Linked DNA regions of Mus musculus: all the other regions are linked to region 3. A link is a loop called in an ENCODE intact Hi-C map of the cell type or tissue named here. Cell type or tissue: heart. All regions are shown on one strand. Each heading gives the region's core, and the rest is flanking DNA. Links, peaks and the distances in the headings are about the cores only. Region 1 has its middle 3.7 kb from the start of Tnrc18. Region 2 overlaps Tnrc18 (trinucleotide repeat containing 18). Region 3 has its middle 26 kb from the start of Actb.

What was found. A loop is a pair of places that touch in the nucleus more often than their neighbours do. Peaks named below come from ENCODE experiments on the same cell type or tissue, not always from the same donor. Only the 100,000 strongest peaks of a DNase experiment are listed, where the experiment ranks them.
Region 1: it touches region 3 in a loop (3-fold over the local background); 6 of 42 quality-filtered maps call a loop at or near these places.
Region 2: it touches region 3 in a loop (2.8-fold over the local background); 8 of 42 quality-filtered maps call a loop at or near these places.

What each region holds. Positions count from the first base shown.
Region 1 is chr5:142,817,696-142,824,935 of GRCm38, forward strand. It overlaps a transcript of Tnrc18 not described here. Among named protein-coding and RNA genes, the nearest start is that of Tnrc18, 3.7 kb to the left of the region's middle. In heart, for the core only: a CTCF peak has its summit at 3,956; DNase peaks (open chromatin) are centred at 2,696, 4,046, 5,696, 5,836 and 4 weaker places; H3K4me3 peaks cover 5,000 bases; H3K27ac peaks cover 5,000 bases.
Region 2 is chr5:142,767,359-142,774,598 of GRCm38, forward strand. It overlaps Tnrc18 (trinucleotide repeat containing 18), which reads right to left. Exons shown (of 28, transcript NM_001122730.3): 9 at 6,261-6,687; 10 at 3,947-4,945. Among named protein-coding and RNA genes, the nearest start is that of Gm31365, 41 kb to the right of the region's middle. In heart, for the core only: no CTCF peak of the experiment used is centred there; a DNase peak (open chromatin) is centred at 4,058; H3K4me3 peaks cover 398 bases; H3K27ac peaks cover 2,147 bases.
Region 3 is chr5:142,929,028-142,936,267 of GRCm38, forward strand. No RefSeq gene overlaps it. Among named protein-coding and RNA genes, the nearest start is that of Actb, 26 kb to the left of the region's middle. In heart, for the core only: CTCF peaks have their summits at 3,497 (motif pointing left) and 5,976 (motif pointing left); DNase peaks (open chromatin) are centred at 2,414 and 3,474; H3K4me3 peaks cover 504 bases; H3K27ac peaks cover 2,196 bases.

The sequences.
Region 1 (7,240 bases), core at 1,331-6,330, 110 kb before region 3:
GGGCTTAAGGGGGACGGGGGAGGGGAGCCTCGCAGGCGAAGAAACACGCATTGTTCCCGGGTGCCCGCCCCCCCCTTCGGGCCAGCCCCCGGCCGCAGCGCATTGGTCCCGCTCGCCGCCCATCACGCGCATGTAAACACCTTGGCCCTCAGCCATTCCTATAAAACCAATTACGGACCTCGGGGCTCCAGCAGTTTCCAGGCTCCCCACGGCGGGGCTGAATGATCAAAACTGGTGGTGAGAATTTTTCCGAGCCGTTTCTAGGCAGCCCTCCCCCACACCAGCTCCAGCAGACCCCCCCCTTCTTTCTCCTTCTCCCTCCCCCCACATCCCAGCCCCTCCTCCTGCGTCTGGGCTGAGTGATCAAAATAGAGGAAGATGGTTGTCGCCGCAATCCCGGGCATTGCAAGGCCTCCTGTCAGCTTCCTTCTTCGGGAGGAGGTGACAAGCTAGCCGGGAAGAGCCGGGAACCGGCGAGCTGCTCATTGCGCCCGCGCCCGGCGCTCCCTCTCTAGGGTGCCACTCCAAAGAGCGAGGTTCAGACGAAAAATAACAAGGCCTGCTTCTCTCTCGCTTGCTCGCTCACTCTCGCCTTTTAAAATAAAGCAGCGATTCATTCCCTTTCCCCCTAGCAGTCGCGGTCGGGTGGGGTGGGCAGGCAGGCGACAAGGCCTTTTTTTTTTCCTTTTGCCCCTGCCTGCGGGTCCCCTCCCTGAAACGCGGTGTCAGAAGGCTTTACTGATTAATATTTTGGACAGGCCGCGGCGGTCGGCAGCGGTGAGTTGCATCTTATAAAAGGTTCCTATAGAAACCCGGGCTGTGGGGCTCTGCGGCCGAGTGCGCACCGCGCGCCCCTCCCCAAAGCCCCTTTTGGCGTGGGCGCCCCTCCTTCCCCCTTTCCCCGCCAAGAAAAACCAGAGCAGAAAAAAGGATTAGATCGGCGGAACGCGAGCTGAATCCCTCTCGGTTCTGACATTTCAGCCCTATTAGCATTTCTCCACGGGGCCTTCTGAAACCTATTAAGGTGTAATATTAAAAACCTCTTGGCTGGGGGCCTCTCTCGCCTTCCATCCGCCGCGCCCCCTCCAGGGAGGGCGAGACCGGGAAAGGGAAAAAAAAAAATCTGTTGAGCTCAGAGGAAGCAAGCCAAGCCCAAAAGTGCTTGGCTGGCCACGGCGGCCAGAGGGGGAGGGGAGCACTAATCCCCCAGACTTTGTACTTTTATTTTGCTCTTTCAGCAAAAAAAAAAAAAAAAAAAAAAAAAAAACTTTCGAAGTTAAGTGGCAGGGAGCCGCCGACGGCAGTCTACCTGACTGGGGACCCAGGGAGTGTGATCCTTGCCGAAGGGACCCGTTCTAAAGGGTGGGGAGATCCCCTGCACCCTCTCGGAGCCCGAGCCCAGCTAGGCATTACCTACCCTGGAAAGGAAGCTTGGAAAGACAGAGAGCCTTGCAGATCCTACCTCGAGAGCAACTATAGGGTTTTAATTAAAACAAAAGAAGCCCGCTCTTTCGCCCTGCTCTGCGGACTCAGCGTTTTCCTGCTGCTGCTATTTTTTTTTTAAGAAAATCCATTTTTAAGGCAATTTTTGAGAGTTTTTTTTTAATGAGCTAGTTAGTGCTCATCCGTTCTATTTTTCTTTCCTCCACTTTTAGAAGGAAAAAAAAAGAGGGAAGATTCGAGAGAGAGCTGGGGGTGTCTAATTTAATTCCAGGATAAATTTGAAGGGGGGAAAAAATTCAGCCTCTTGAGAGCAGTTTCAAGTTGCCCTTCCTGGAGCTTTCTGGGCTGGTTTCTAGGCTGCCCTCTTTTAGAAGCTGGAGCTCGGTGGGGGGAGGAGAGAGGAGGGAGAAGAGAGAGGGAGAGGGAGAGAAAAGAACGAAAATAGCCGGAGCTGAGGGGAACTGAGCGGCGGTGTCCGCGCGCTCGGAGCTGGGCGACGGGGTCTCAGTGGCAGCCAGGGGCGACCGGAGGCGACCGGTGCTGCCCGGGGACCGGCAGGAGCAAAGACGGAGAGAGGGGGGTTAGAGAAAGGAGGTATTGTGTCTGTGTGCCTTAGGGGAGGGGGGGAGTTGATTGCAAGAAATAAAATAAATGCTGTTAAGCTGCGAGGGCTTCTGGAAACAAGAGAGAAACGGGCTGAGGGGGTGGGGGGCGCCTAGTGCCCTTGAGTCTTATCCAGAGGCCTTTGTGGGTTCCTAGTTAAACCCTCCCACGCCTCAGTCGCTCGCTTTCCCCCACCCCCCAACGCCCTCCAATATTCAGAGCGCAGGCCCTGGTCTCCCCCCAACCCCCTCATCCCTCCCGGGATCCAGAATGTTTTTCTTATTTTAATACAGCTCAAGAAAAAATATGTATCTTGAGAGAGTCGGAGTGGGGTGGGGGGATTGTGCAAAAGGCTTGCGGGGTTGGAAAAAAACAAAGGCCTGTTTTTATAAATGTTTAATGTTTTCACCCCTGGATGCTCCAAGACGCCGTAATTGTGACGGCGGGGTATGTGTGCCATAAATCATTTAGCTGCTAATAAAAAATTATTCCAATTTGCCCCGGATTTGCCGATGGCGTTTGCATTTTTCAAGTGTGCGCCCCGTCGGCGTGGCATACCGACCGACCCAGAGTTTCATTAGGGCTGAGGTTGGGGCGGAACTCGACCCGCTCCCCTCTGGAATGTACGGCTCGGCTCCCCAGTCCCCTCTCGACCTGCCACTCGGCCCTCAGGCCACCGGGTGCGCTGAACCTGGGGAACGGTGGCCCCGATCCCTGGCCCCCGGGAGGGGAACACTGAGCAAACCCCTGCAACTCTCAAGGCTGCCAAGTACAACGTGCGGTGCACAGGCCAGGTCTCCTTGTCCCTGTGTCCCCCACATTTAACAGTGGTCGGGAGCCATGTTGGGGCGTGGGGACATTTCTAGAGAAGCAGAGGCTACACTACACCACCACTTCAGAGAGTCTCCAGGTCTGGGGAAATAACCTCCAAGCCGGGCTGGGCCACACTTTATCTACAAAAGCCCTGTATATTCGTCCTGAAACTGAGCTGGAGACAACCGCAGGGACCAAGAGTCCAAGCGCCATCTTCCGCGTCCCATCCCCCACGCTTGTTTACCCGGTGGGATCCGTGGCCAGAAAAATTCTGTTGACGCAGTGTGTGTGTGTGTGTGTGTGTGTGTGTGTGTGTGTGTGTTGTACTGACTGGAGAGAAAATCGTGGGGGACCTCCGCGAAGTCCAAGGACGCAATTCCCGGGCAACCCACCGGGTTGGCCTGCCTGGTCCGGCATGGTTGTCCCCGGACACTCCTGAGGCTTTTGGTGTATTCTTCCAGATACCCGGTCCAGGTCTGGAAGCTCTGGACGAGTCCCCGCGGACAAAACTCAAAGCTCTTTGTTGTAAAACCAGAGGACAGGCCAACCTTGAGTGCGGCTGCCTTCCCTGCGGTGCGCCTTTGTCCGGCTCCAGGGAACCCCGCGCTCCCCTCACTTCTGCCCCACGAAAGCTTGAACCCTCATCTTCTACAATCCGGAGGTTGTTAGCCGTGTGGACAGGTTTCCACCATGCCCCTCCATCAGGGGAACAGGGCGCAGGAGGGTGGGGAATACAAAAAGAAAAAAAAAGAAAAGCTAGTTTTCATTCAGGTGACCTTCTCTATCGGTTGCCGTGAACCAGCTCTCCCAGGGAGTGGAACTCCACTGGAGACTAAGTGACCGGGACGCTAAGAGAAAGCCAGTTTGTGCCTCCGGCGATGCCACCATAGAGTGTAAGGCGGTTGTTTCCGTAGATCCTAAATCCGGCTGCCCCGGAGCTCCTGGCCGGGGCGCCACTAAAACCCGGAGAGGCCATGCCGGGCCCAGCCACGCTCGCAGTCTCTCGCTGCGGCTGGCCCATCAGCAGCTGGGTATCCTGGAGTTCATCCAGCCAAGGGTAGCCCACACCCGCCAACAAAATCAAGGATGTGGTGCCAGAGCCTTGCACACCACCTCGGTCCCCAGCGGGCAACTCGCAGCCCAGGGGCGGTGGCACCAGGCCACTTCGGATTTCTGCTCCTCTCAGCCCCGCCTCCGACCCTGGCCTCCTCCTCCGGCCCGGGTCGGGTCTTACATTCCACTGTCTGGCTTGAGATGCATTTGGTGCGCAGGGAGCGGCTAGGGTCATAAATCTGCACTCTGGCCCTCCTCCCCGAGGCAGGGCCAGGCACTCTTCTCTCCTTGGTCATGGCCTGAGGACCCCGAGACCACGCAGGGAAGCCAGCCAGGAGCTTCCCCATTCGCCAAAGAGAGGGAACTGCCTCACCCACACAGTGCCAGCATCGGGAGTATCGGGCCTCACAGATCACCGGCAGCTGGGGTACGGGGTCTGGGCCCAGGCACTTTCTTTAGTATAGTTCAATGAGGCTGGGGTGGCTGTGAGGTCATTTATGCCAAGAAGGAGGACCTCTAGACCCCGTATTAATCTCAGGCCCTTTACAAGAGATCTACTTTGGGGGAGGGAGCATACAAGAACCGATCAAAGTGGCTACAGGCATGGTATTTGGAGACAGGACCTTCCCTTGCCTCCTTGCCAAGGACACCCCGAAACGCCTCCTTTGGGTCCGGTTTTCCCGAGCCCACCACGCGCCTTGATTCTCAGAACCGAACCATCCAGAAAGCAGGCATTGGTCATCTGGCGATGGCGGCCATAGCGTGACTGTTAAACCTAAGGGGGGTGGGAGGGAGGGCGAACTACCCAAGGGAGTGTATTTGCGGTTTCTAACGTCTCATGCTACAAGAATTTTCTTTGCCAAAGGGGCAGGCAACAGACGATTATGCTGGTCCCTGTGAGTGCATGGGGCTCAGGGTGGGGACAGCTGCACGGGGGGGGGGGGGGGGGCAAGCATTTACCCTCTCGGTTGCTTCTCTGTGTGTCAGATGCGAGGTGCAGGGATATGGAAACCTTGCTCTCACCCACGGAGCTCTTAGATTCCCAACGATGTCTCAAAAGCACTTTTAGAGGAGCCGAGGGCTTTGGGCCCGGCGCAGAGAAATGTGAGCACTGACCCGCGTAGTAGCCGAGCAGCAAGAGGCTGTAGATCCACATTCCCGGGCTAGCAGTCCCTGCAAGGCCCCAACGAAGCGCCTCGGAAAAACAACAAAGCTTTGCCAGTTTCATCCAAGGTTAAACTCCACCGCAAGCATTTTTCTTTTTCTTTCTTCTTCCTATTTTTTTTCCCTCCCTCCCCGGAATCAGAGCGATAGCGTTACTGCAAAGAAACCGCAAATAAATCAGCTCCTCGGCAGCCGCTTTAGAGCTGCGGTGACCTTGGGGGGGATGTTTTCCTGCTAGACCCGTCCCAGAACTGGCGTGGGGGAGGGGGCCAGTGCCAACCCACCCCCCCCTCCACACACACACACCCCTAGAGAAACAGAAGAGGAGGTGGCCAAGGACACTGGTGCGTGTACATTATAGTGTGTGTGCCCCCGTGAGGAGTTTGGAAAGAGGTCAGGGGTACTGTGGTTATTTAAGGAGGAGAGTGTCCGGTAATAGGGGGGTTGCTGCTGCGGAAAAGGCCTGTGTACCCCAGGCTGCGCTGCCCACTCCCACCCCCGCAAACGCCAAGCTAGTCCCTGGGGAATGGGGAACAAACCCCCGATGGACAAACGAGGCCTCTTTGGGGACCTCTGGTCTTTGTCTGGGTGTGACCGGGTGTGTTCCGCAGCCAGTTTGTGCGGGGTGTGACTAATCGGATTTCTGTGTGTGAGTGCCGGGGTGACTAATGGAGGGCTTGGCAGCACGTGTGTTTGGGGAGGGGCACTGCACCTAGGTGGGGACTTGGTGCCCCAGGAGGGGGCTGCCTGGTCTCAGAAGTTCCTTCCCTTCCCCCTTCCTTCTGGCTCCCAGCTTTGTTTGGGCCTTTGCGGGGCTGCCTGGCAGGCCCGTGCATGCTAGGGAGCAATGGCTCAAATTCCACAGCATGCCTGGCGCCCAGAGGCAGCTCCTGGCCTCCCGCCTCCCTCACCCACGTGGTGCCTCCAAATCTGGGCTGGCCGCTACCAAATTGGGGCTGTCCCACCCCTTGTAGCTGAGCCCTCCCAGCTTTTTCTATGTTGCTCGGGGAAGCCACCGCAGAGCTCCGTGATTTGTGATACTGTCCTAAAAGGATTCATGGAGATGGCGGAGGTCACAGCCACACACCAAGGAAGTCGCTTAGGCTGGGAGTTTGGGCTCTCTTTGGACCTTTTTCCCCACTTCTGCTGCTGTAAATGGAATCCAGCCACTCACACACCACACAAGGTAGTCAAGAGCTCCATCCAACTCTAGGCCTCAGCTCTATCTCGACCCCAGGCCATTGGAGCCTTGAGGGTGGCCGTGGTTCAGACTTACAAGCGCGGCGCTCCAAAGGCTTCCCAGGCCAGCCAAGGCTTCATAGTGAAACCTTGTTCCATAAGGAGGAAAATAAGTAAAACTCTAGTTTTCATTTATTTTCTAGTTATTTGTGATGGTATATAGCTATCCTCCAGAGCCTGGGAGGTGGAAGTCGGCGGAACACGAGTTCAAGGTCATCCTGTGCTGTCTAACAAACCGAGGGAGGCCTGCAGTTCAGTCAATCAGCCTCTCTCCCTCTCAAAAAAATCAATAAACGGGGCCAGCAAGATGGCTCAGTAGATAAAGGCTCTTGCCACCAAGACTGATGATCTGAGGGCCAGCCTGGGAAGCCGGGTAGTCAGAAGAGAATGGCCTTGCAGACATGCTCCATATACACACAGCAGATGAGAGCTTTTTAAATGTGTGTGTGTGTGTGTGTGTGTGTGTGTGTGTGTGTGTGTGTGTGTGAAACATATTTTTTTTAACCAGAAAAAAACCGAGATTCTCTAGTGGGTAGGGATGGGCGTGGTTATAAAGGCGGGTGCAGCTCTCCATACCGCCCAGGACCCCAGGGCAGATTAATTTGGAGGTCCAAACACCTGGATAATCAATCACACATACCATCTCTCAATTCCACAGCCTCTCTCTTGCTGGTAGGCTGCTGTGTCTAGTGTCTTTGCCAGGCAGAGACACACTCATCAAGAAGGCCCCTAAGACCCAAGGAAGTGGGGGCAATCTAAGTAAGGTCACTCTCCCCCCCCCAGTCAAGAAAGAGATGGGGGGGTGACTCTGACCATATCTCCTGAGCCAGTACATTTCCAGCTCTCTCTCTCTCTCTCTCTCTCTCTCTCTCTCTCTCTCTCTCCCCACCTCACTCCCCCTCCTTTTTTTCTCCTTTTTATCTTT
Region 2 (7,240 bases), core at 1,238-6,237, 160 kb before region 3:
TAATGTGCTTGCCCAGCAAGCACTGAGCCTGAGGTTCAATTCCCGGCACCATGTAAAAAGGCATACTGGCCCACAACAGTAATCTCAGTACCCCAGAAGCAGAGGCAGGGGGGGTCAGGAGTTCAAGGTTATCCTTTGTTGCATAAGGAGTTGGGGCTTCCTGAGCTCTGTGAGACCATGCCTGGCTGAATTCAGCTAGGGCTGCCTCAAATTCACAGGCCTCTTGCTTCAGCCTCCGAAGCGCTAGGATTAGAGACTTGCAACCACCGTGTCTTACTATTTTAATTTTATTTTTATTTTAACTTATTACTGTGTGTTCGTGCGCGCACATGTGTACACGCGCGTGCGTGTGTGTATGTGCACGTGTATGTGTTTGAAAGAGAAACAGAGAGAAAGAAAATGTGCTATATACACAACAGTGTGTATGCGGAGGTCAAAGAACAACTTCCAGGAATTGGTTCTCTACTTGCATCCTGAGTTATAGAGAATCGAACCCAGATCTTCAGGCTTAGCAGCAAGCACCTCCCTCACTGAGCTGTCTCGTTGGTTCACTTTGCATTTTCGAACTGATATTTTTTTCCAGTCTCAAAGTTAACCAGTTTTGCGTGCTTGAGGAAAAAAATGCAAACCTCCCCCCGTGTCTGAAGGCCTAGAGGGTGAGCGTGAGTAATCCCAGCCCTTAACAATAATCAGGCTCCGCAGCCCTGTTCCTAATGCGGGATGGACTCTGCTGGGGACTGTCCTGTACAAGCTCCATCAATCACTGAAGCCTCCCTGACTCTCCCCACTAGATGGCAACAGTGTCTTCCTGAACCGGTTACAACCAGAATTACTGCTGCCAACAGAGGTGACAAAAAAGAAAAGAAGAAAAAAAAAAAAACCTCCTCCTCGCTCATTGAAAAATCAGTGGTTTGGGGTTTTATTTTTTATTTTTATTTATATAATCATTGAATTTTTATTTTGTTTTGTTTATTTTGTTTTACTCTGGCTGACCTGGGACTCACTTAGGTAGACCAGGCTGGCCTTGGACTCCTAAAGATGTCTCCATTTCTTTTTTGTTTTTAAGACAGCACCTCATGTGTCAAGGCTAGCCTGGACACAAGAGAGTGACTTTGAGCCCCAGACACTCTGGGTTCTGCCGGGTGACAGGCTATCCCACCACACCTGGCTTATACAGAACAAGAGATGGAACCAGGGCTCTGTGTGGCACCCACTGTACCCTGAGCTACAGCTTCAGACCTTCTTGCTTTACAACAGTTCTTCAGACTGGCTCTCACAGCTGCAATGACAGCCCTGTGCCACCCAGCGGGAGGGCTTTATGCTTGTATGTTGGCTTGTGAGCTAAGCCATCTCTCCAGCCCAGGTTTTATTTGTAAAATAAATGAACTCCATGCAGCAGTGAACCCACCAGGTTCCTAGCACATCAGACTGAAGTGGGCCAGCCTGTTCTGCCCCACCCCTATGGCTTCAGCATCCCCATGGGGGCAGAGGATGGTGGAAGCCAAATTACAGAAGGGGACGGCTGTTTGCCTGCTCCTTCTCCCTTCACACAGCCAGCCTGGTTGGTCCAAAGCGCACCAGAAGACACATTCCAAGCCAGACCCCTAACTTAGCAAATTGGATGTGAATCCTAGTCATCTTGAGAGCCTCCTGCTGCAGCCTGCTAAATACCAGCACGGCAGGTATGCGACATTCCGACCAACCAGGCGCAAGGGGGTGTGGCCTATGTACAATGGTTTCTACAGAGGGTAGAGATTATTAGGGCAGGCCCTAACTTGAGAGAGAGAGAGAGAGAGAGAGAGAGAGAGAGAGACAGAGAGAGAGAGAAAGAGAGAGAGAACGAGAACGAACCTTCCAGAGGGAGTCAAAGTCTAAAAACAAAGACAGGCAAAGGTCAGGCATCTACAAACAGAAGAAAAATGACTGGATAGGTCTACAGCATATTTACAATCCCAGCACTCAGGAAGACGAGGCAGGGGAATTGCTCTAACTCCTAGACCAGCCTGGGCTTCATATCTGTCTTTAAAATAAAAAATAATAAAAAGAATGAAAGAAACTCTCTAGTCAAAGGGGCCCAGGCACACACATCAGCTTGTGGCTGTCACTACTAGGGGGTGACTGAGAGATGGGTCCAGATGTTGCTCATGGCTGGCCTTTGATTTGGGGGTTTGTCACTAGTAGAATTGGGAGAGATTCCTCAAAAAAGCAACAGGGGTCCAGTGTAGAGGTGCATGAAAGCAGTCCCTGCTCCCCAAACAAAAGGACTTCCTCTGTGTGTGTGTGTACATGTGTGCAGGTGCATGCATGTGAGTGCATGCACACATGTGTGTGCGTTTGTGTGTGCATGTGTGCATTCATAGGTGAGTGGCCCCACCCCTACAGAACACACAAGTCAGGTGTCAGTCTCCCTCCTTATCTGAGAAAGTATGTCTTGTTCTTGTGTAGACAACAGGCTCAAAGGCCACTGAATTCCTGGAATGCTTCTCCTTCTGCCTCCAATTCTGTTGGAGCAACCAAGGAATTTCAGAGGCATGCACGCCTAGCTAGCTTCAGATGGGTTCTAGGGATCTTCACACTCACGCAACAGGGCGTTACCCTTGGTGCCGACTCCCCAGGCTTTTTGTACTAAAAAGCATGAACCCCAGTGGGCCCAGGATGAGGTGTCTCAGAGTTCTTCCTAGAATTTCTGGGAAAGATACAGACTCAGCCCAGCTGAGCAGGCCAGAAGGCATGGGAGGAACTCCTGGAAGCCCCAGTGAGGAGAACGAGCCTGGCAAAAAACGAGGTCAACAGAGAAAAGTAGAACAGGAGACAGAGGCAGAAAAAGGAAGAACCAACCGGATAATCACAGGAGAAAAAGACTCAAGACGACTTAAGTACCCAGACTCTACTTAATGTTAGGTCCTGATTGCTCAACTTCGGTTCCAAGAGCATTTAAATTCTCTTTTTTGGGGGGATGGGTGGGTTGGGGGAATTGCAGAGGATCTAACATAGCCGCAGCACACATGTGGAATTCAGAGAACATCTTTTGCGAATCAGTTTTCCTCTGCTACTACATAAGTTCCAGGGCTCAAGATAGGTGCCTTTTTACCCACAGAGTCACCCCTCTTGCTGCCAACATCCCACCCACCTGCTCAAAACTCTTGCTTTCATAAGACACAGGGGGGAGGGGGTGGGCCTGGGGGCTTAAGTCCATCACAATGGAACCTCTGGTTATACACGTTTCTCACAGCTCCTAGCTCCACTTCAATACTGGACATGGAACCCATGGTCAATGGCTAAAGCAAGCACTCTACTATCCCAACTGACACTTGAACCAGAAAGGGGACTATTTATTTACTTATTTAATTTGCACTTCTGGGGATGATACCAAGACCCTCTTGGCTAGACAGGTGCTCTACCACTGAGCCACACCCCAGCCCCTCACTGGGGGATTCTAGGCAGGTGCTCTACCACTGAGCCACACCTCAGCCCTCTTTTTACTTTTTATGGTGAGAACAGGGTCTTGATTAGTTGCCTTGGCTGGCCTTCTATTCTCTAATCCAACTGGCCTTAAACTCACAATCCTCCTGCCTCAGGCTCCCATGTAGCTGGGATGGATGGGTGGCCTATGCCACCAAGCCTTATTTTATAATTAAAAGCAAAAACAGAACAAAACAAAACAAAAAATCTGTGAATAAAACATATTCTGGCAATCTTTGAAGTTTTTAAGAAAAAAAAACAAAAAACAAAAAACAAAAAACAACCTAAATGTGTAAATCTACTCTGAAGATCTGGGTAGCGTAGACCAAGTTGGCCTTACTAGAACCACAGAGATAGGCCTGGGCCTCCAGGTTCAGACACTGAGCTCTGGAACAAGCAAGTCATAGTTCAGGAATGCTGAGATTAAAGGCATGCACCCCCACCACTGAATAAGAGTCTTGGAAGCCTTCAGCCCAATGCTTACCTGCAGCCTCCTGGCCCCTCCGGTCCAGCTCCAGCTCAGCTATCTCACTCAAGAGGGTGATGCCCTGCAGAAAGCTGTGTTCCAGGACGAGGCTGGGGGCTGTATCCAGCTTCTCCCCGGCTGGGACTCCAGGACCCAAGGAGGGCAGAGGCCTGGCTTGGGGCAGCTCGGCTGCAGCTGCCAGTGCATTCATGCCGGCCAGTGGGTCATCCAGGCCAGGCAGGAGGGATTCGGAGTGGGTCTCTTCCAGATAACAGGTACTGGCAGGAGCAGGCACAGCCTCCTGGGCCTCCAGGTTGAGACACTGGCCCTCTGGGACAGGCAAATCACAGTCTGAGAGCTCAAGGCTGGGCTGAGGCTCAGTCAAAGATGGCTGGGGCAGACTGTCCTCAGGCCCTGCCTCTGTGGTGGGCTCCTCCATCGGCACATCCAGGGGCACCTCCACCGGCTCTTCCTTAGTCTCTACCAGTGGCTCGGGTGTCAGCTGTGTCCCCAACTCCAGGGCAGTCATGCGGTGCTCTGTCTTACTCGGTAGTTCTATCTGCGGCTCGGCAACCTGTGCAAAGTCTGAAACTTCAGAGGGCTCCCGGCAGCCCGGACCTGCTGTGCTCAACGCCTGGGCCTCGAGAGGACTACCTCCACAGCCACCTGCGGGGCTCACGGCCACCATGGTCTCTGGGACGGGCAGGGCCAATGGTGACTCAAGGGGAGGCAGTTCTGTGGGGCCCTCTTCGATATCCTCAACTTCAGCCTTCACCTCCCGGTCAGCCAGCTGCTCCTCCTCTGGGCTGTCCCGAGGTGGCTCTGGGATCTTGGAGGGTGACAGGCAGATGGGCTTATCTTCAGGAGACAGTGCCAGGCGCTCGGGCCCATCAGCTGGGAGTGGCACATCTGGGGCGAGGCCATCGGCATCAGAGGCCGCAGCGGGTTGCAGCAGGAAGGGGTAGGGTCGCCCGTAGTGCGGCGGCAGGGCTTGGAATGGATACCTGGGAGGAATATCTGTCAAGGACAGAAGATGTCAGTGAAGGAGGCTCCCCAAGGCTCTGTTCCCTGCTAGACAAGCTGCAGGGTAGGGAGCAGTGGTCCCCTGCCTCACCTCCACTGCCCTCTGAAATAACCCAGGACCCTTCTACATGTCCGACTGAGCCTTGAGAGCAAAGTCTGCAGCCACCTTCTTGTCCTCATGAAGATGAATCAAGACTGGACCAGAAGGGGGCTGGTGAGATGGCTCAGTGGTTAAGGGCACTGACTGCTCTTCCAAAGGTCCTGAGTTCAATTCCCACATGGTGACTCACAACCACCCCTAATGAGATCTGACACCCTCTTCTGGTGTGTCTGAAGTAAATAAGCTAGAGTACTTATGCATAATAATAAATAAATCTTTAAAAAAAAAAAAACTGAACCAGAAGCTTAAACAAGCTCTATGAAGATCTGTCAGTCAGCCCAGGCTGTATCTCACACCAATAAGGCATGTGTTCAAAACTCTCATGGCAGCACATGCCTTTAATTCCAGCACTGTGAGTTCAAGGCCAGCCTAGGCTACATAGGGAGACACTGTCTCAAAACACAACAGAGCAAAATCCTTCACAGTAATACAGTTTAAGCCTCAGTGTCAGGGCCGGCTGGAATGACCGAGGCAGCTTTAAGCCTGACACACACCTGGGCAGTGCCCAGCAGGAGGAGCCTAGGGAACGGAGCACACGTGTGCCGGCGTATGCTCCAGGCCAGGCATGCGTCAACCCTTAGCATAGCATCACACCAAAGGGCTCCAGAGCAGGCCAGTCCCCGTGCAACACGGCACTGAACCCAAATCCTCCCAAATACAACTTCACAGTCTTTATGGTCCCCAGAAATGCAGACATATACCCAAAAGCCACCTGCGGCTAGTCCTGATGACTACCAGGCGCTGGAACAACATGTGTGAGGGTCAAGGAGGCTGCCCAGATGGGAACCGCTGATGTTCCCAGGGTGACTACATACGGAGTTCCCAGGTCTGGCTTTTTGCTGTGCCCTGAGCATCCTGCAGGGATACTATCAGGCCTATGTCTCCTGCACTCCACTTACAAGGGACCAAGAAGAAATCTCAGTTGCATTCATTTCAGAGTTGGGCAGTGGGCTCTACAGAGTACTCAGCAAAAAGGACTGAGTGAATGAATGAATGAATGAATGAATGGATCCAGTGGATAAATGAGTGAGCCAGCAAATGAATGAATGAACGAGCATATGAACAGACAAGCTGAAGGGGAAACCAAGCCAATAAACACTCGGAAACGCAGTGTCCCAGGGCAAGGCAGCCGTTGTCCTACATTCCCACCTGTGAACAGGGCCTGGAACGGACTGGGCGTCTCCTTCTCCAACTCCAGGTCTTTCTTCTCCACCACGTTCTCGGGAGCCTCTTCCTTTCGGGTGAGCCCAGGGGTAGGAGGTGGGGAGGCAGGTGGTGGGCTGCTGGGGTGCGAGCTAGGTGTGGCGGGGTAGGTATAGGCTGGAGGCTTAGACACATCTTCCACCTTCTGGATGACCTTGGCCTTCAGAGAGGTCACGGGGGAGGCTCGGGGAGACGGGGGTGGGCTCACGGCCTTGCCGTGGCTGCCTGCCGGGCCGTTGGCCAGGCCGGCAGACTTTCGAGGCAGGAGCCCAGGGCCTGCGGCACTCAGGCCGGCCTTGCCCGTGGTCTCCAGGCTCCTCTTGCTAATCTTCTCCTCCATCTCCGTTCGATGCTCTTGTGCTTTCAACCGCTCCTGCTGAGGAACGGGAGAATGGGTGGGGTCGGCATGGCGGGAACCATCGCCTGCCCAGTCCCTGGTGCTTTCCACTCCAGAAAATATCAGGCGAGATCCGAGGTCCAGGCCACCCAGCCCTCCCCTCCCCAAGGTAATCAATCCACCACAGAATTCTACCATGGTGCGCATGTAATAAACGTGATGTTCTACAGAACCCGGAGAGCAGGTTCTATAGAACCCACGGAGTCCTGGGTGGTACGAGGAGGAACCATGGCCTAAAACTCCTTGACACCATGCAGGCAGAGATTTCCATCAGGACCCTGGCCCAGCTGGGCCCCTCACAGTAAAAGCAATTAACAATAATGGGAGAACCCATACCCTGGCACTTAGCGCTTAGTACCTACTCAGTACTAAGTCTCATCATGCAAGCACCTCAGTGGGGAACAGGAAATCACTGGGGCATTTATTTGACAGCAACATGAGAAACCTAGCTCTAGGGTAAGCAGTACTTACAGGGCCCCCAGCAGCTACTACCCAAAACACAAGACCACTCCGCACACTTGCCACTCCC
Region 3 (7,240 bases), core at 1,164-6,163:
GTTTCCATTTCTGTACTTCAAGGAGGGAGGGGCCTGGCCTGCAGATGGGGAGAGCGGTGCACAGCTGGGTTTGTAGTGGGAACTGGGGTTTGGCAGGGTTGGGGGGCTGGGGTGTCCCCTCCCTCTGATCCCCGCCCGCGGCCGCTGCCCACGAGTCGTCCATAAAAGGCAAGGAGCGCAAGTCGCGCCAAACTTAGTCATGCGGCGGCGGCCGGCGGCTGCCCGCGCGACTTCCTCCGCCGACTTCCCGTTTCGAGAGCGAAGCCCGCAGGGGATGTGAGGTGTGGTCCTGCCTTTCGAAATGGCTCCGATTCCCCTAAGGGGATCCGCGGTGCCGGCGCCCTGCAGAGGGGACCGCTAAGGGTCCGCGGGCACACACCCGGGCTTGTGTTTGAGAAAGTGGGGATGGGGTGGGGGTTGGGTGAAGGCAGGGAATCTCAGATAGCCCAGGCTAGCCTGCCTTAGCCTCGGAGTGCTGGAATCTCAAGAGTAAGCCATTACTTTGGGCTTAGGAATGCATGAAGGGCTTCCAGAAGGCACAGCTGTTACCCTGGAGCTGGGAGGGAGCTTGGATAAAGAGGTTAGGAGAGCATTGTTTGTTGGTGTTGGAGCAAGTACCTCATCCGTGCTAGCCCAGTGCTCCCCCTCTGAATGTTCTAGACTGTATTTCTTTGAAATAAGATCTTGTGTAGGTCGTCAGGCTGGCCTTGAACCCTTTCTTTCTTGTTTTTTTTTTTTTTTTTTTTTTGAGACGGGGTTTCACTATGTAGCTTTGGCTGGTTTAGAACTCACTCTGTAAACCAGGCTGGCTTCAAACTCAGAAATCTACCTGCTTCTGGAGCGCTGGCATAAACAGTATACAGCTGGGCCTTGAAGTCATTCTGCAGTCTCCACCTTCCAAGAGCCACATAAACCAGGCAGGCCTCTGGCTGCCTCTGCCTCCCGAGTACTGGAATTAAAGCTCTGCCCCATAATGCATGACTTATTTTATTATTTTCTTAACCATTTATATTGAGACAGGATTTCAATATGTTGCCCAGGCTGGCCCGAACCTGTTCTGTATCCAGGTAGGCACTGACCTGTTTGGATTTTTGGATTTTTAAAAAAAATATTCGGGCTGGTGAGATGGCTCAGTTGGTAAGAGTACCCGACTGCTCTTCCAAAGGTCCAGAGTTCAAATCCCAGCAACCACATGGTGGCTCACAACCATCTGTAACGAGATCTGACACCCTCTTCTGGAGTGTCTGAAGACAGCTACAGTGTACTTTACATATAATAAATAAATAAATCTTTTAAAAAAAAATATTAATTTTTAATGGGCATGGGTGTTTTTGTCTATATGAGTGTCTGTGTACCAGGTGCAGACGGTGCCTTCGAGGCCAGAAGAAGGCACTCGAGCTGGAGCTACAGACAGTTGTGAGCCACCATGGGGATGCTGGGAATTGAATGCTGTCAGTGCTTTTAGCTGGGGAAGAAACAGTTGGTCTGTGGGCACCATGCTTGTATTCCTTCAGATCTGTACTTTTCCATAGATTGGAAATGTCTTACCTGGTGTGGCGGGCAATGCAGGTCTATAATCTTAGCACTAGGGAGGCAGAGGGGCAGGAGGATCAAGAGTTCAAAGCCCATCATACCAAGTTCCAAGCCAGCCAAGGCAACAATGAGACCTTGCCTCAAGAAAAGATACTTTCTAGAAACAAAGAGACAAAATGGCTGTCCCGAACTGAGTGAGCTACCTCTTCCCCTGTTTCTTCTAGGCTATAAGACACTAATCTCTCTAGAGCAGTGGTTCTCAACCTTCCTAACGCTGTGACCTTTTAATGTAGTCCCTCATGTGGTGGTGACCCCCCAACCATAAAGTTATTTGGTTGCTACTTCATAACTGTAGTTTTGCTACTGTTACAAATTGTAACATATAAAGATCTGATATGTGGCCCACAGGTTGAAACACCCCCCACCCCCCCACCCCCGTCCCCCGAACTAGGGGTTGTTATGAAACTATGACACACAGGCTGAGGCATGAGTCCCACGTACACAGTAGGTGCTCAACAAAGGAGTCTGCTGTATTGAGCGTCCTTTGTCTCAGCCTCTCTGGGAGATGGGAAGACTAAGGTGGGAGGGATCCGCTCACTGTGGCTAGTTCATGGCTAGCTGTAAAGGCTTATGTTTCTAAGGAATGGGGCCAGCCAGTCCCAAAGCTCAGACTCTAGTCCTGTCCTGTCCTGTCCTGTCCTGTCCTGTCCTGTCCTGTCCCTTAGCCTGGGGTCACTCCAGGTAAGGCTCAAGGCCAGCACACTTAGCAGGACCCAGTTGGGCAGGTCACATAGACTCCAGTTCTAGGTGTCCGGAACCTCAGCCGCCTGTTTGGACAGTGAGGACGTCTCGGGGCAGGTGCAGAGCTCACGGAACCCCTGAGGTAGAGAGGATAGCGTAGGCTGATGAAAGGGCTGCAGTGACAGAGGGCAAAGAGGACTGGCCTGGTGGCTCATGCCTGGGATTCCAGGACTCAGGTGGCTAAGGCCAGAGGCCAGAAAGTTCCAGGCCAGGGCCAACAAGATGGCTTAGGTAGCGTTTGTGGTGCAAGCCTGAAGACCAAACTAAGTTCAGTGGCCGGAACCCATGGTGGAAGAGAAGCAGTCTCCCAGAGTTTCTCTGATCTGCACGTGTGTGAATAAAAATTGAGACAGGGTCTCACTGTGTATCCCAGGCTAGCCTGGAGCTCTCTGCCTGTCGCTGCCTTTACCCCCCAAATCCCAAATGCTGGGATTAAAGTTGTCTGCCACATGGAGTGGACACGCCCACTCCAATGCTCAGGAGGCAGGGCAGGCAGACCTTTGTGAGATCAAGGGTAGCCTGATCTCACAAATTCCAGGATAGCCAGAGCTTCACACTGAGAATCTGTCTTGAAAACGAATGAACAAAACAAAAAGAAAGAAATTGATCCTACGGGTCCTCTTGTGCATGTGTCTGATGCCCTACCCAAATCCTCCAGGGGAAACTCCCCATGACCCCTCACAGTTTCTTTTTCTTTCTTCCTTCCTAAATTTTCATTTTTATTTTCACACGTATACAGATGCTTGCTTGCATGTATATCTGAGCACCAGGTGTTTGCCTGGTGCCTTTGAGAGTCAGAAAAGGGCACTAGCTCTCCTGGAACCGCAGTTACATGAACTTGTGAGCACCGTGTGGGTTCTGAGAATTAAACTCCCGTCCCCTGGAAGAGTAGCCAAGGCTGTTAACCACCGAGCTATCTATTTCTCCAGCCTCTCGAGTCTTCCCCAAGGTTTAAACAACTTGGCCAGAATGCACTAAAAGTGATGGGGGTGGGGTGCTCAAGAGGAGGTTGAGTGGGGCAGCTGCGGCTCTGTCTGGTAGGAGCAGAAAGGAAAGGGGAGGTAGTGTGAGGGATCAGGCAGAGTAGGTACAAAAACTGGAGAGGTCCAGTCAGGGCGAGACCAGCAGGCCAGAGACCTCTCTCTGGCGCCACTTAGTGGCAAAACCTTATTTCTTGTTCTAGTCCTCCATATCCCCAAGGTACACTGGTGAGGGCTGACATCTCAGCTACTGGCATCAAGGACCAGGCTTGGTGGCTCACCATTGTAATCCCAGCACTTGGAAAGACAGGAGATGAGGATCACTGATTTACAGGCCAGCCTGGGCTACATAGTAAGTCCAGGATAGACTGAATCCTTCTTAATAAAACATAGAGCTGGGCAGTGGTGGTGCACGCCTTTAATCCCAGCACTCAGGAGGCAGAAGCTGGGGTCTCTGAGTTCAAGGCCAGCCTGGTCTACAGAGTGAGTCCCAGGACAGCCAGGATCGATCACACAGATCATTTCTATCTTGGGGAAAAACAAACCAAAGCAAAAAGCGTGGGCTGGCAAGGTGGCTCATCGGGTGGAAATGCCAAGCCTGCCAAGTCTGGTGACCTAGTTTAATCCGTGGCATGCACTTAATGAAAGGGGACAACTGAGACCTGCAAGTCCTCCTCTGGCCTCTGCAAAAGTGTCTGGGCACGCAGGGGAACCACTTAAAAACAAGAAAAAAAAAACCCAGCATTTGTAACTGACTTGGAATACGCATAGGATGAAAACGATATGTAGAGTGTTATATGCTTATGCTTAGGGGTAAGAACAAATGTCAATATGTTCAGCACAGACAGTTTTGTAGAAAGTATTCCTATCAAGGTGTGGTGGCCTATTCCTGTATCTTAGCACTCTGGAAGCAGAGGCAGGAAGAGTGGGAGTTGTAGGCCAGCCTGGGCTACATGGCCAGACCCTGCCTATGAATAAACAAACAAACAAACAAACAAACAAACAAACAAATAAATAAGGGCTAGAGAGATGGCTCAGTGGCTAAGAACATGCACTGCTGCCTTGCAAGTTCAGTTCCCAGCACCCCACAGGACCCATATAACTCCACCCACAGGACCCATATAACTCCACCCACAGGACCCATATAACTCCCAACTCAGGGGAACTGACATTCTGGCTTCTGTGGGCATCTGCACTTTCCTGCATGAACTGAAACCAGCACAGATAACTAAAAATAAATCTCCCTGGACCTGGCAGTGGTGGAGCACAGCTTTAATCCCAGCACGTGGGAGGCAGAGGTAGGCAGATGTCCAAGTTCAAGGCCAGCCTGGGCTACAGAGTGAGTTCCAGGACAACCAGGGCTACACAGAGAAACCCTGTCTCAGAAAAACCAACAACAAAAAAGAAATTTGGGCTGGTGAGATGGCTCAGTGGGTAAGAGCACCCGACTGCTCTTCCGAAGGTCCAGAGTTCAAATCCCAGCAACCACATGGTGGCTCAACCATCCCTAACGAGATCTGACTCCCTCTTCTGGTATGTCTGAAGACAGCTACAGTGTACTTACATATAATCAATAAATAAATCTTAAAAAAAAAAAAAGAGCTTAAATGCCTGAGTAGCTACTTTGAAAAAAAAAAAAAAAAAAGAAAAAAAGAAATCTCCCTGGGGGTTGGAGACATGGCTCAGTGGTTAAGAGCACTGGCTGCTCTTCCAGAGGTTCTGAGTTCAATTCCCAGCAACCACAAGGTGCTTACAACCACCTGTAATGGGATCTGATGCCCTCTTCTGACACTCAGGTATACATGCAGATAGAACACTCATATATGTAAAATAAATAAATAAATACATCTTTTTTAAAAATCAGACCCAGTGGTTCTCACATGCCGGAATCCCATAAAAAATTAATTAAAAAATTTTTTAGGGGCTGGTGAGATGGCTCAGTGGTTAAGAGCGCCGACTGCTCTTCCAAAGGTCCTGAGTTCAAATCCCAGCAACCACATGGTGGCTCACAACCATTCACAATGAAATCTGATGCCATCTTCTGGAGTGTCTGAAGACAGCTACAGTGTACTTACATATAATAAATGAGTAAATAAATATTTAAAAAAAATTTTTTTTAATAAGAAAAGGAAGGAATCTTCTGGCAGTGGTGGTGCATGCCTTTAATCCCAGTGTTTGGGAGGCAAAGGCAGGCACATCTCTGAGTTCGAGGCCAAGGCCAGCCTGGTTGATAGAGTGAGTTCCAGGACAGCCAGAGCTACAGAGAAACTGTCTCAAAAAGCAAAAACAAAACAAACAAACAAACAAACAAACAAACAATACAGGGTCTGCCTGGCGTGGTGGTGCATGCCTTTAATCCCAGCACTCTGGAGGCAGAGGCAGGCGGATTTCTGAGTTCCAGGCCAGCCTGGTCTACAAAGTGAGTTCCAGGACAGCCAGAGCTATACAGAGAAACCCAGTCTCGAAACAAACAAACAAACAAACAAATAAACAAACAAAAAACAAACAAACAGGGTCCACTGGAGAGATGGCTCAGTGGTTAAGAGCACTGACTGCTCTTCCAAAGGTCCTGAATTCAATTCCCAGCAACCACATGTTGACTCACAACCATCTCTAATGGGGTCTGATGCCCTCTTCTGGTCTGTCTGAAAATAGCTACAGTGTATTCATACACAAAATAAATAAATCTTAAAAAAACAAAAACAAAAACAAAAAACAAAAAACACGGTCTAACTGCATAGCCTTGGCTTCCCTGAAACTCTCCATGTGGAACAGGCCCCTTGAACTCATCAGAGTTCCCGCCTGTCTCTGCCTTTCAGGTGCTGAAATTCTATGTGCACCCCACACCTGGCTACTGTTTAACTCTGCCCTTTTATTGATTGATTGATTGATTGATTGGTTGATTTATAAGACAAGGTCTCTCAGGTTGGTCTCTAACTCACAGAGCTCTTCCTGCCCCTGCCTTCCTAATGCTGTGCCACCATGCCTGGCTTATTTTTTTTTATTTCTTATTTAGTCATTTTGCATTTTTGAGACAGATTCTCACATAGGCCAGGCTACCCTGGAGCTTGCTATGTAGCTGAGGCTGGGCTCGCACTTTTCATCCTCCTGCCTCTTCTTCTCAAGTGCTGGGATGACAGATGTGCACCAGCTCCTTCAGGCATGACTATCCTGTCTGCGCTGTTTGTTCTGAGATAGGTTCTTAAAATGTAGCCCAGGCTGGTATGGAACTTGATATGTAGACCAGGCTGGCCTTGAACTCACAGAGATTTGCCTGCCTCTGTCTCCCACAGTACTGGGATTAAAGGTCTGTGCCACCATGCCCGGCATTATTATTAAGTTGTGTTTCAAAGCGTGCTTCTGTGAAGGGTTTCTCCTAGGTGACCCATAGGAAGGTCCACCACAGGCCGGTTGAGCTCTGGTGCCTCCTATTGGCAAACCCTAACAGGAAGCTGGCCGCCAGGGATTCTGGGAGATGTAGTTTATCGTTGCATCCTGTGGCCCAGAGGAGACTAGCGGATCTGAAGCTGGGAGCCAATAGCTCTGAGCAGGCCATTAGGGACATTTTACTCTGGATCTAACAAGTCCCTATGCTGCTACCCAGTTGCATGGATCTGGACACACAGCTGCCCACTAACATTACTCCACACACGGGCACTTTTGAGTTTGTGCCTGGACAATTTTGCCCATCCAAGCTATATGGACTTGCAGATGTCTCCTTGCTGGACCAGGGACTTTGACTGTGACAGTGGACTCACTGTCTTGGCTTGCAGGTGATCCAGACACAGAGCACAGGTAGTGCAAGGGTCCTGTGGTGGTAGGTGGCTTTGGGTAGAGGTGCCCTTGTTCCTCACTCAGCCTTAGTTCTCACACATGAGCGTAACAACGTTAAGAGTGATTCTTGCTGGATTTCTGTCTGAGCGTTG